3 separate regions of the Homo sapiens genome follow, and regions 2 and 3 are each linked to region 1. A link is an interaction called in ENCODE POLR2A ChIA-PET data of the cell type or tissue named here. Cell type or tissue: A673. All regions are shown on one strand. Each heading gives the region's core, and the rest is flanking DNA. Links, peaks and the distances in the headings are about the cores only.

Evidence for each region. ChIA-PET counts read pairs that join two places held together with the same protein. Peaks named below come from ENCODE experiments on the same cell type or tissue, not always from the same donor. Only the 100,000 strongest peaks of a DNase experiment are listed, where the experiment ranks them.
Region 2: POLR2A ChIA-PET joins it to region 1 with 7 read pairs; 1 of 35 experiments calls an interaction of 5 or more read pairs at or near these places.
Region 3: POLR2A ChIA-PET joins it to region 1 with 5 read pairs; 3 of 35 experiments call an interaction of 5 or more read pairs at or near these places.

Annotation. Positions count from the first base shown.
Region 1 is chr6:15,182,549-15,188,023 of GRCh38, forward strand. No RefSeq gene overlaps it. Among named protein-coding and RNA genes, the nearest start is that of JARID2-DT, 60 kb to the right of the region's middle. In A673, for the core only: no CTCF peak of the experiment used is centred there; a DNase peak (open chromatin) is centred at 2,733; H3K27ac peaks cover 2,118 bases.
Region 2 is chr6:15,549,616-15,553,615 of GRCh38, forward strand. The region is part of intron 7 of DTNBP1 (dystrobrevin binding protein 1); the gene reads right to left. It overlaps DTNBP1-AS1 (DTNBP1 antisense RNA 1), which reads left to right. Exons shown (of 3, transcript XR_007059478.1): 1 at 1-4,000. Among named protein-coding and RNA genes, the nearest start is that of DTNBP1-AS1, 5.5 kb to the left of the region's middle. RefSeq lists a silencer at 1,383-1,677 and an enhancer at 2,119-2,667. In A673, for the core only: no CTCF peak of the experiment used is centred there; a DNase peak (open chromatin) is centred at 2,326; H3K27ac peaks cover 430 bases.
Region 3 is chr6:15,594,940-15,598,939 of GRCh38, forward strand. The region is part of intron 6 of DTNBP1 (dystrobrevin binding protein 1); the gene reads right to left. Among named protein-coding and RNA genes, the nearest start is that of DTNBP1-AS1, 51 kb to the left of the region's middle. In A673, for the core only: a CTCF peak has its summit at 1,601 (motif pointing left); DNase peaks (open chromatin) are centred at 1,342 and 1,762; H3K4me3 peaks cover 932 bases; H3K27ac peaks cover 1,766 bases.

The DNA of each region.
Region 1 (5,475 bases), core at 567-4,566:
TTTTTTTTTTCAAATGAGTTGGTTTGATTCCAGGTGATACAGAAATTAGAGTAGAACAAAAACCAGAGCAGCTGAGCAAATTCACAGCTAAGGTAGGAATGGCTGAGTGAAAAATCTGAAGAGATCATGAGCCACTATAATATATATATATATATTTTTAACAAAAGTTTATTTTTAAATGGACCACACGGGCCAGATGTGGTGGCTTATACCTGTAATCCCAGCACTTTGGGAGGCTGAAGCAGGTGGATCATTTGAGCTCAGGAGTTCAAGACCAGCCTGGGCGACATGGTGAGACCTCGTCTCTACTAAAAATACAAAAAAATTAGCCAGGCCTCATGGCACACACCTGTAGTCCCAGCTACTTGGGAAGCTGAGGTAGGAGAATCACTTGAACCCGGGAAACGGAGGTTTCAGTGAGCCAAAACAGAGGGAGATTTGTCTCAAAAAAAAAAAAAAAAAAGGACCACAGGCTGCAAGATAACACTTTATTCTAGATGTAGGTGGCAAAGGATGTTATACTAGGGAATCCAGATATTTAATTTTATTTAATATTTTTTCTTTTAATTTTTTTTTGGTTTTTTTTTTTTTTTTTTGAGATGGAGTCTTGCTCTGTCTCCCAGGCTGGAGTGCAGCCTTGGCCTCCCAAAGTGCTGTCATTACAGGTGTGAGCCACTAAGCCCAGACTTTATTTTTTTAATTCTATTTTGAGACAAGGTCTGGCTCTATCACCCAGGCTAAAGCGCAGTGGAGTGATCTTGGCTCACTGCAACCTCTGCCCCCTGGGCTCAAGCAATCCTTTCACCTCAGCTTCCTGAGTAGCTGGGACTACAGGTGCACACAACCACGCCCAAATAATTTTTGTATTTTTTGTAAAGACAAAGTTTTGCCATTTTGCCCAGGCTGGTCTCGAACTCCTGGCCTCAAGCAACCTGTCCACCTCAGCCTCCCAAAGTGCTGGGATTAGAGGCGTGAGCCACTGTGACCAGCCTCCTTCTTCTTCTTTTTTTTTTTTTTTTTTTTTGAGATGGAGTCTCCCTTTGTCTCCCAGGCTGGAGTGCAGCAGCGAGATCTCAGCTCACCGCAACGTCCGCCTCCCGGGTTCAAGTGTTTCTCCTGCCTCAGCCTCCCAGGCACCCACCATCATACCCAGCTAATTTTTGTATTTTTAGTAGAGACAGGGTTTCACCCTGTTGGCCAGGCTGGTCTGGAACTCCTGACCTCAAGTGATCCGCCCACCTCAGCCTCCCACAGTGCTGGGATTACAGGCATGAGCCAGGGTGCCAGGCCGCTCCTTGTGTCTTAAAATCAACTCTGAGGTGTATGGGTGATAAGAAGAATTCATATTTATCATACTCTCTTTTATTCAATTTAAATGTGTTGCTAAGTATTATATACTGTATTTGCTTAGGATTTAAGTTCAATTGTATATAACAGAACTTCATCTCCCCCCTGCCCTGCCAAAAAAAAAAAAAAAAAGGCATACATGAGACAGTAGCTTATTTCAGCCTCAGATATAAGCATGACTGTTGGCACTTGGGGTGGTGGAGTGGCCCCAGTTGCCATTCTGCCACCCACAGGTGTTGGCCTGCCACATGAGTGAAGATGGCTCAACACTGAGGCCCTGTTCCAAGTCACAGGGGAGAGGGAGGTTGGTGAAAGAGGAATACCACCTCTCTTTAAGGGTGCATTCCAGAAGTGGCACTTCCAATGGCCACAATTAATCACATGGCCATAAGCAACTGCAAAGATTGCTGGAAATGTAGCCATTATGAGTGACAACGGGGTTCTCTGACAAGGAAGAAGGGCAGAGAAGTCATTAGCGGACTAGCAATCTCTGCAAATATGTTTTATCTTTTTCTAAAAAAGGAAAAAAACGAAAAAGAAAATGTAGTTCTAAAAGAGAACCCCCCCCCCACTCCACATTTTACCTGGTGGTGGATTCCCCCTCCTCCCCGTTTCAACCTAAAAGTCATTTCCTCAGAGAACCTGCCTTGGGTTTTCCCCTTTCTTCCTTTCACCATCTCTGGCCCCCTTTGAGATGAGATCTCTGTTATTCTCTGTCAACAGCATTTCTCTTCAGAGCACTTACCATCAGTGACATGAATGACTCACTATTATGACTACATGTATGATGTCTGGCTCCTGAACTGCACTCAGAGCTTTGTAAGGACAGGTATTGAACCTGCCCAATTCACAGGTGCCCCTTGGCAAAGTCTCTAGCCAAATCTCTCTGCTGGGCACGGTAGCTCACACCTGTAATCCCAGAACTTTGGGAGGCTGAGGCAGGTGTATCACCTGAGGCCAGGAGTTCAAGACCAGCCTGGCCAGTATGGTGAAACCACATCTCTACTAAAAATACAAAAATTAGCCAGGTGTGGTGGCATGCGCCTGTAATCCCAGCTACTTTGGAGGCTGAGGCAGGAAAATCACTTGAACCTGGGAGGCAGAGATTGCAGTGAGCTAAGACCACGCCATTGCATCCCAGCCTGGGCAACAAGAACAAAACTCCATCAAGGAAGGAAGGAAGGAAGGAAGGAAGGAAGGAAGGAAGGAAGGAAGGAGGGAGGGAGGGAGGGAGGGAGGGAGGGAGGGAGGGAGGGAGGGAGGAAAGGAAGGAAGGAAGGAAGGAAGGAGCCAGACGAGGTGGCTCATGCCTGTAATCCCAGCTCTTTGGGAGGCCGAGGCGGGGAGGCAGAGGTTGCAGTGTGCTGAGACCACCCCATTGCACCCCAGCATGGGCAACAAGAACAAAACTCCATCAAGAAAGGAAGGAAGGAAGGAAGGAAGGAAGGAAGGAAGGAAGGAAGGAAGGAAGGAGTGAGCCGGACGCGGTGGCTCATGCCTGTAATCCCAGCTCTTTGGGAAGCTGAGGTGGGCGGATCATGAGGTCCAGAGATCGAAACCATCCTGGCTAACATGGTGAAACCCTGTCTCTACTAAAAATACAAAAAATTAGCTGGGCATGGTGGCGGTCGCCATAGTCCCAGCTACTCAGGAGGCTGAGGCAGGAGAATGGCGTGAACCCGGGAGGCAGAGCTTGCAGTGAGCCGAGATATCACCACTGCATTCCAGCCTGGGCGACAGAGTGAGACTCCATCTCAAAAAAAAAAAAAAAAAAAAAGGAAGGAAGGAAAAAGAAAGGGAAGGAAGGAAGGAAGGAAAAGAAAGAAAGAAAGAAAGACAAAGAAAGAAAGAAAGAAAAAGAGAGAAAGAAAGAGAGAGAAAGAAAGAAAAAAGTTATGGTGTTCACAAAAAGATTCTCAATTATGGACATAACCAATTTGCTTGAATTCATTTTGATTTTAAAAATAAATAGGCCAGGCATGGTGGCTCACACCTGTAATCCCAGTACTGTGGGAGGCCAAGGTGGGTGGATCACGAGGTCAGGAGTTCGAGACCAGCCTGGCTAACATGGTGAAACCCCATCTCCACTAAAAGTACAAAAAGTAGCTGGGCATGGTGGTGAGCACCTGTAATCCCAGCTACTCAGGAGGCTGAGGCAGGAGAATTACTTGAACCAGGTGGGCGGAGGTTGCAATGAGCAGAGATCATGCCACTGCACTCCAGCCTGAGCAACAGAGCAAGACTCCATCTGAAAAAAAAAAACCAAGATCATCATATGCAATGCATGTACCTTGATTGGATTCTAAATCAGGGGAAAATAGTATAAAGGATATTTTGGAGACAAATGGGGAAATTTAAATAAACTGTGCTGGCCGGGTGTGGTGGCTCACACATGTAATCCCAGCGCTTTGCAAGGCCAAGGAGGGCAGATCACGAGGTCAGGAGTTCGAGACCAGCCTGACCAACATGGTGAAACCCCATCTCTACTAAAAATACAAAAATTAGCCGGGCATGGTGGTGTGCGCCTGTAATCCCAGCTACTTGGGAGGCTAAGAATAGCTTAAACATGGGAGTCTGTCTGAAAAAAAAAAAGGATATATATATATACACATATATATGTATGTATATACACACACACACACACACACATATATAGATTGTGCTATTGTCTGAATTTTATTTTGTTTTGTTTTGTTTTTTGTTTTTTTTGAGACGCAGTCTCGCCCTATCACCCAGGCTTGAGTGCAGTGGCACGATCTAGGCTCACTGCAACCCCCGCCTCCTGGGTTCAAGGGATTCTCCTGCCTCAGCTGCTGGAGTAGCTGGCGTTACAGGCACCCGCTACCACGCGTGGCTAATTTTCTTTTTCTTTTTCTTTTTCTTTTCTTTTCTTTTTTTTTTTGAGACGGAGTCTCACTCCGTCACCAGGCTGGAATGCAGTAGCACAATCTTGGCTCACTACAACCTCCGCCTCCCAGGTTCAAGTGATTCGCCTGCCTCAGCCTCCCCAGTAGCTTGGACTGCAGGCTCATGCCACCAAGCCCAGCTAATTTTTGTATTTTTAGTAGAGACGGGGTTTCACCATGTTGGCCAGGATGTTCTTGATCTCTTAACCTTGTGATCTGCCTGCCTCGGCCTCCCAAAGTACTGGGATTACAGGCGTGAGCCACCACAACCAGCACTCTGAAAGTTTTTGCTGCCCCAAAATTCATACGTTGAAACCTAACCCTCAAGGAGATGATATTAAAAGCTAGGGTTCATTGGGAGGTGAGGTGAGTAGGTCATGAGAATAGAACCCTCATGAATGGGAGGCCTTAGGAAAGAGGCCCCAGGCAGGGCACGATGGCTCACGCCTATAATCCCAGCACTTTGGGAGGCTGAGGCAGGTGGATCACCTGAGGTTGGGAGTTCGAGATCAGCCTGGTCAACATGATGAAACCTGTCTTTACTAAAAATACAAAACTTAGCTGGGCGTGGTGATGTACGTCTGTAATCCCAACTACTCGGGAGGCTGAGGCAGAAGAATCATTTGAACCCGGGAGGGGGAGCTTGCAGTGAGCAGAGATTGTGCCACTGCACTACAGCCTGGCTGACAAGAGCGAGACTCCATATTACAAAAAAAAAAAAAAAAATGGTCAAACCCCAATTCGACTAAAACAAAAATTAGCCAGGCGTGGTGCCACACATCTGTAGTCCCAGCTAGTTGGGAGGCTGAGGAACAAGAATTGCTTGAACCCAGGGAGCAGAAGTTGTAGTGAACCGAGATAGCACCACTGCACTCCAGCCTGGGCGACAGAGACTTTCTCTCAAAAAAAAAAAATTTAGGGAATCAGCATGAAAGAAAATAGTCCCCTTTGTCTGTTTCTCTAACATGTTTTCACCAAAGTCTTCGTTTTTGTTTTTTGTTTTTTGTTTTGAGACACAGTCTCACTCTGTCGCCGAGGCTGGAGTACAGTGGCACTGTGTCAGCTCACTGCAACCTCCGCCTCCTGGGTTCAAGCAATTCTCCTGCCTCAACCTCCTGAGTAGCTGGGATTACAGGTGTCCACCACCACGCCTGGCTAGTTTTATATTTTTAGTAGAGACGGGGTTTCACCATGTTGGCCAGGCTGGTCTTGAACTCCTGAC
Region 2 (4,000 bases), core at 1-4,000, 370 kb after region 1:
GCCACCTCTGGCACCCCCGCAGCAACTCTGGGCCTCCCCTGTTGAGGCTCATTGTCCTGTCCTCACTAGGTTGCATTATCTTTTTTTCTAGCATTTTATACTAAGCTAGCTGTCGACCAAACCGAAGCCTTGTGAAAAGTTTTAACAAGAGAAGATCCTTTCAACTCTTCAGAGCCAAGATTCAGTATTTTTAGGTTTAGTGTTTCCCAGGGACATTTGCATTTTCATAGGACACTACAGAATCTGAAAGGCCTTTGAAGCTCAAGGAAAAAAGCTACAGCAAGGAATCACTTTCAATCTTTTTGGGCAGGGCTCTTGCCCCTTGACCCAAGCCGTACCACCACCAGAGCTAGATCCTGACTACGCCAATCCCACCTCACTTCAAGAACTTCCTGTCCAAAGGTGAGGGAACCTGACTACTGATACCTGCAGCTCCCCACCGTCCATCAGTGTAGCTCCAGGAAATCAAAACCAGGTTTAAAATTTACCATTAGTGTAATGATTATCAACATTAATTAGAATTCAGATGCTAGATTTCCTTGGATTTTGAATGTCACTGAAGAACACTTAAAAATGTTCAAAACAATCACCTTTAGAGATGTTTCCACTCATACTGCCTTGATTTCAAATTAAGTAGTCCAAAAATTCTAATCTAGGACAACGAGTCTCAAACCTTTTCAAGTTTAAGAATGGGTATACTTTTTTGGCAATTTACGAGATAGTATGTGACAACAAAAATCTATTATGAATTCAGTAGCACTTTACATAGCTTTGAATTTTGTTTCCCACAACATTTACATATATTTCAAATAAAATACTGCATATACTTGCAATACAAAATATTTATCCAAAGCTCAACATGCTTTTGAGTTCAAAGGCCTCTTGTTATAAATATCCTCATGCCACCAGTTGGAAATATCCTGCCTCTAAAAGGTTCAGTGACAGCCAAATCTCAGCATGCTTGAAAGCTGATCATATCTGCTGGAAACCTCATTATTTCCAGAAAATATTTTTGAAATGGGGACATATCACTTTCAATTATAAGCTGTTGAAGGCTTATGAATAAGTGACTTATGAATAAATCAGTATTATGAATAGCTGTCTTGGTCCCCTCCCTCCTTCCACCAGGAGTCCTTCACTGCCAGCTAATGAGATGGGGATGAGAGGCAGATTCTGCCCCTCCCAGGCAGGCTGGTGTTGCAGCCCACAGGGATGACGGAAGATGGACCTGGAGAAGTTCCTGAGTCCACAAGCTGAGGAAGATGCTGCATGAGGAAGGTCGGAGCAGGGGAGCTGTCAATGTGGGGGCAGCATGCTGAGTCATCTGAATTTTGTCACCTTTCTTGAGATTTCACCAATTAGAGATTACATGTTTTAATATGTCCTTTTCAGTATGAAGAATACTATATTCAGGGGGCTCTGAGAAAACTAACATTCAAAGCTTAACATGAATTAGTTTATCAGGACCTCTCCCTTACTGCTTCTCTAAGATTAACTGCTCTATAGATGAAGGGGTAAATGAGCAGAAAGAGAGGTGATGTGAAAAAAAAAATGCAGCAGCTGGGAGACAGGACACCCCTGCTTGGGGCCCTCAGCAGGAGCTTTTGGCAAACCTGAAGGTATCAATGCCTTGGGACAAGGACGTGCAAAAGACAAGTATGAGATGCTGAAGATGTGCTACTTCTGATTCAAAATAGTGTTCAGAGATTTTACCCCTCACTCTTCCTGTTTTCTACTGGCTACAACAACCTTACGCTCAGTAAAGACGTATAAGAATAGCTTTGCAATGAAACTGCTATTCAGGAAGTATCCCTAGGAAGCCGCTTTTCCAGCTGCGGAAGAAGGACACACAGCCAACACCTGATGGTTCTCCAAAGAAGCCATGCCCTGACTTGTAATTGCCTTGACCCTTTGCTCAGACGCCTGCACTCAGCCAACTTCCACTCACCCTCCACATCTCAGCTCGACTGCCCCCTTCTCTGACAGGCCAGGGAGACCCAGGCTCTCTTTCCTCCACGCTCCCACATAGCTGGTACCTCTCCATTGCTACCACACACTTGCCCCCTATAGTTCCACTGGATGCCACGTTCCTCGAGAGCAAGCACTGTGTCTTTCAACATGGAAGCTTTAGTGCCTGTCATGGAGTTGGCGCTCGGCAACAGTCTGATGAAGGTACTGGTAGCAATCACTAAATGGGGACTGCACAGTAAACGCCAGATATCAGGAGCAGCCTCACAAGTACACAGGAGTAGGCCTTCAACTGGCTGCTTGATCGCAAAGCCACAGCCAGCAGTCACAGCAGGCCAGACGTTTGAGGTGCAGTGATGCAGAAGATAAACAGCACACAGCTCAGGAAACAGCAGCACAGCTGACGGGAAACACCAGCATGCCATTCTATGGGCTGGAAACAAACAAGTACAATCCTCATGGCTAAAAGTGGGAGCAGGAAGTGGCTACAAGGGGCTCTCAGGAACAGGCAACGGACAATGACATCAGACTGGTCCATGGAATCAGTGCAGGAGGTATCCAAAAACACCTGCACTTAAGATTCAGTTCAATAAAAAGTGACGTTACCCAAGGGCTATGGAAAAGCTGGCCAGGAAATCTGTAATGCATTAAAAATAGCATGCCAAAAATAAATCACATCCAAATGATCAATAAAATACACCCTCTGAACTCCTCCCCCAAATTCATACTCACAAAATGATGCCATGAACCTTTCTTTGGGGTTGACCACACCTGAAAGTAGGCAGAGAAGCTGAAGGAATATTGAGGGTTTATTTAGAATAGCACACAACCTATAAGCTGATATTATTTATTCAATGAAAGGTTTAACACATCCAAGATATTACAGGATTCCCTTACATGTACCCAATTAGTATGACAGCACAGCTGGGTGCAGTGGTTCATTCCTGTAATCCCAGCACTTTGGGAGGTCAAAGCAGGAGGACTGCTTGAGGCCAGGGGTTCAAGACCAGCCTGGCCAACATAGTGAGACCTCCTTTCTCTATTTTCTTGAAAAAAAGACAGCAAGTCATATACAAGAAGCCTATTATTTTGTAAGAAAAGTATAACTTATAAACTGAGCTAACATTCCTAAAATAAGACCCATATGGTTTTGAAAACTGTGATGTGATAATGTCCTTTTCATGAACTCTCCTGATAACACATGTTGATATTCCTTAGGATGAAGATTTGCCCATCAATTCAATACACAGAAATAAATTATTTTCATGGAATACTTTCAGGTCTTCTATGTTCTAAGCACAAAGTAGAAACTCAAAAGTGATTGTGAAATGAGTGAACAACGATTAATTAAAAAAATAAGAGTAAGAGGGTATAAGATTCAGGAAATACCCCCTTAAGGAAAAAGTTTCATCTAAGCTCAAACAATCATTTTATTTCATTGCTTAGTTTTTTGGTGTACGATCATCAACAGGAGAGGGGAGAAAAATCCAAAAACTCTTGCCAACTTATGAAAAAAGCAGTTTGCCTGAAAATCAAGTAAAACAAGTTGATGAAATGATTTGTAAAGTCAGGAATACTGCCCTGTTATATTTGCATTTCCTTTGTTTCTCATGAAGGGTTGCAGCCTGTAGGGTGGCCATTCTGACAGGCTGGGAAGCACAGCCTCAGGCCAGAAGCCAGACACAAACACTTTGAGGGAGGGGCAGAGGGAACAGAAATAGCATACAAAAAAGGTCCTGGATGAAAATACAAGATTTTTAGACATTTGAAAACATAAGCTTCATATTATGAAAGACGGTACCATACAAGATAGATATTGTTTTAAATTCAGATAAAATGGAACCACACAGCATTCCAGAGAGATGGTAAGTGGTAAGTGACTTGATTAGCATTTTGACATAAACTGTTTTAGGCCTTCCAAAGTCTTTTATCTATCTTTCCTCACATGCAGAGGAACAACTTCATTCTATTCTTCATGTGCAAAGCAGTTCAATGCTCTTGACAAGTGAGCTTTTTTTTTTTTGGCCTCAGA
Region 3 (4,000 bases), core at 1-4,000, 410 kb after region 1:
AAGGAATCCAGCAACTACTATTAAATACATTAATGAGTGAGTGTGCAATTGAGGAGGGCGGTTTTCCTGTGGACTCATCCTGCTCACCCTGCAACCGTCTGTCTGCTGCTGTGAAGAGGACAAGCCCAGCATCTTCTGGGCATCCTCTGTCACACAGCGTCATGACCCACAACTCCACAACTGTCAGCGAAATTTCCAGGAAACTTCCCTTCAGAAAATCATTCCTGTACCCAATTCCTAAAACAGATGACTGCTTGAAGTAGTGGTGGTACAAATAATTGGTTTAAAGAAAAAAATCAGTATTATGCAACTTTTTTTTTTTTTTTTTTTTTTTTTTTTTTTTGAGACAGAGTCTTGCTCTGTCACCCAGGCTGGAGTGCAGCGGTGTGATCTTGGCTCACTGCAACCTCTGCCTCCCGGGTTCAAGCAATTCTCCTGCCTCAGCCTCCCGAGTAGCTGGGATTACAGCCACCCACCACCACATGCCTGGCTAATTTTTGTATTTTTAGTAGAGATGGGGTTTCACCATGTTGGCCAGACTGGCCTCAAACTCCTGACCTCAGTTGATCCACCTGCCTCGGCCTCCCAAAGTCCTGGGATTACAGGCATGAGTCATCGTGCCCAACCAGTATTATGGAACTTTTAAGGAACTGATGAGGTAAAGCAGCAGCACTGAAAGCCTTGAAATTTCACAATTGTTAGGGTGTACTCCACCATCTGTTAGAGGTACTCAGCATTTGGAAATATAGAAAATGTAAGAGAAGGCAGGGAAAGGCATGTCAGTCACAGGCAGCAGTGACTGTGAGGTCACAGAGGCCAAAGACGACGCAGGTTATATTTAGGAAACAGACTTCAGAACAGCAATACTTCAGCAAGTACTTGTCCTGGAGCAAATACTTCAGAACAGCAGGCTGAATGAAGAGAAAGTAATTCAGATAAAAAGGTAGAGAGTTCTCAGTGCCAGGCTAAAATATTTTGTTTTATTTTTAGCAGGAGAATAACATGAGCAAAGCTGTATTTTAGGAAGAACGTTCTAGCTGTGATGGATGGATATACTGGCAAGGGAGAGAATAAAAGCAGTGAGTACACAGGAAACTCACGTTGGGGGCACGTGGGGAAGAGCTAATTAATACTTGGCAAGAGCAATGTTAAGTGGTAATGACAATGAAATGAAGGATTCCAATTTGAAAAGTATCATAAAGAAGACTCAACAGCCCAAGGCATCTGACTCAATGGGGTAAGGAGAGGAAGGAGACAAGCATGCTAACCGGGGCAGTTCTAGTCTGGATCATAAGAAGGAAAAGATTTTGGAGGGCAATGCATGAGTTCGGTTTGGAAATTGCTGAAACAGGAAGACTGAAAGCTGCAGACAGGATTCCCATCCCCTTCAGCCTACTCGAGGATTTAACTCCTACAGATTCCTACTCCCTCGCTTCGCATTCACTCTTGAACCCATTCCAATTTGGCTTCTGGACCCCCCATTACACAATCAACACCACCAACAATCATCATGTTGCCAAATCCAGAGACCACTTCTCTGTTTTCATCCTAATCCTTAAGCAGCATTTGACCCAACTGGTGGTTTCTTGAAACAGTTCCCTCTAGTGTTCTCCCACCTCCTCAGTTTCTTTTGCTATTGTCTCCATCCCTTCCAGACCACCAGATGCTGGAGTGCTGCAGGCTTGGTTCTGGGCCCTCTTCTCTCCTCAGCTTACATTCGCTCATAAGCCAATTTCATCCCTAGCTTTAAATGCCATCCATATGCTACTAACTTCCTGATTACATTTCCTGTCTTGATCTCTTCTTTGAGCTCCAGACTCATATGCAACTGCCCATTTGATAGCTTTATGCAAAAGTGGAGTAGGCTACTCAAACATTTGCAAGACAGCCTGTTCTTCTCCAGTCGACGTCATCTCAGTTAATGGCATTACCCGGCTCCTCAAGTTTTGGCTCATCCATCTCCCTCATTCTCCATCCAATTCATCAATAAATCCTGTCAATTCCATCTCAAAAGATAGCCTGAATTGATCCACTTCTCTCCATCGTCACTGCCATCAACCTTATATAAATATCCATTTTCGTATACTAAATATAATCTTGGTTGAGTTCAATCATTCATTCAACAAAAATTTACTAAGCCTTAGACACTATGATAATGTTAGGAATAGCATTAGGAATAATGCTAGGTTTGGAATAGACATGTTCCATAACCTCAAGGAACTTTAGTGGGAGAGACAGAGAAATAAAGCAATAATTAGAAATCAATGTCATAGATTATAGTGCTTTGGTAATGACATGCTGAGGATTCTCTAGGAATAAAGAAGAGAGGACAACTCATACACTTAGGTTTGGTAGGAAAGGCCTCCTGGAGAAGCAAGGACTGAGCTGATGCATTTTCAAGGACAGTATAACTGATGATGATGGGCAACATTTATCGAGAACATGGCAGATATTTTACTCTTAAGCATTAAGACATACTCTCAGCTAACCAGATGAAAAAGCATGGGTAAGCAGGAGTTTTAAGTTCCAGTCACTCTCCTTCAAACTGTGTTATTAGCATAAAAATGCTAATAATAATAATTAGTGTAAAACAGCCTTCAAGTTCATCTTTTCCAAGAAGACTTCATTGACATCCAATCAGTGATCTCTCCTTTATCAAAAATTCTGTAGCACTAAACTCTATCAATATTATACATTTCATGTGCTGCCTTGTAATGTGGTTCTGTTCATACAGGTATCGTCTCTACAGTTCCTGAAGTGCAGAGACTGCATCTCTTCCATCCTGCATCACATGCGTGCCCAGAGTTGGACCCAACAGACACTCAGCAAATCATGATTACCAAGTACTGAGGCTGCAGGATGACTAAGATCTGCTTCTTCAAAGAGGCCATTGCTGTAATAAAATATAGATTTTATTTTTGATAAAGTTTGATCAAATATTATCTCATTTGAAACAACTTGTTTGTTGCTTGCATTTTCTAAAAATTGAGTTTATTTCCATAGTTTAATAGTATTTTCAGAAGATCAAACAAAAAATTGAAATGTCTCATTTTAAATGTTAACATATTTCAAAATTTACTCAATTCAGCTAATGCCTTTACAAAATTTAGCATAACCCTAAAACTAAAACATTCAAAAAATAACAGCAGGATCAAAAGCTAATAATATTCCAAAGGGTGAAACTGCTATTATTTAATCATTTTCTCTCCAGGGATTGAGTTATAAAGAATAAAAATGAAAGAAAGAATCACATTAATAAGCCTATGGAATGTTACAAGAAGTATATTAAATCTATATATATGAGTAGAAATCAACTAGCTCAGACTGAAGATGAAAACTTAATAGACAGAAGCTACTGGATAAATGCCTCCATAAACACAGATAAAGCAAACTCTCTCTAAATCCTAAACTGCCTCCCTAGGACAAATCCATGATAAAAGGCTAACACAAAATACCACATTCAAAACACCAACTGCAAATTGCACCCTAACATTTTTCTTCATGTGTAGAAATGTTTAGGGGAAATTTTTTTTAAGCATGATCAGCAATACTCTTTTATAGAACATTCCTGAACAGTGTCCCTTTGTTATGGCTGATGGACAGAACCTATTACTGTGACTACTTGTTCCTGGGAAAGATCTCACAGGCCCACTCTCAAGAAAGAAGCATCTACCATTCATCACCAACAAGTCAGAGGTCTGTTGTTTTCCGGCAGTCCACAGTCCTGTGGTGCCACCCTACAGGCTTGGTGGGGTTGAGGGGGATTGGGGGTGGGTGGTGGGAGGGACCTCCTTCCAGCTTGAGATGAATTTTCTCAGGACTCTCTATACCTTAAAAGTCTCTGTTGTCATTTATTCTTATACAAAACCAGCAAGACATTCTCAACATTATCTTTAAAATAAAACCTCTTAAAAAGCAGCCAGTTCACTGTAAAAATGGCATTATATCCTTATTTATTATGCTATTAATATAAATTGTATATATCTATTTTGGGCAAATA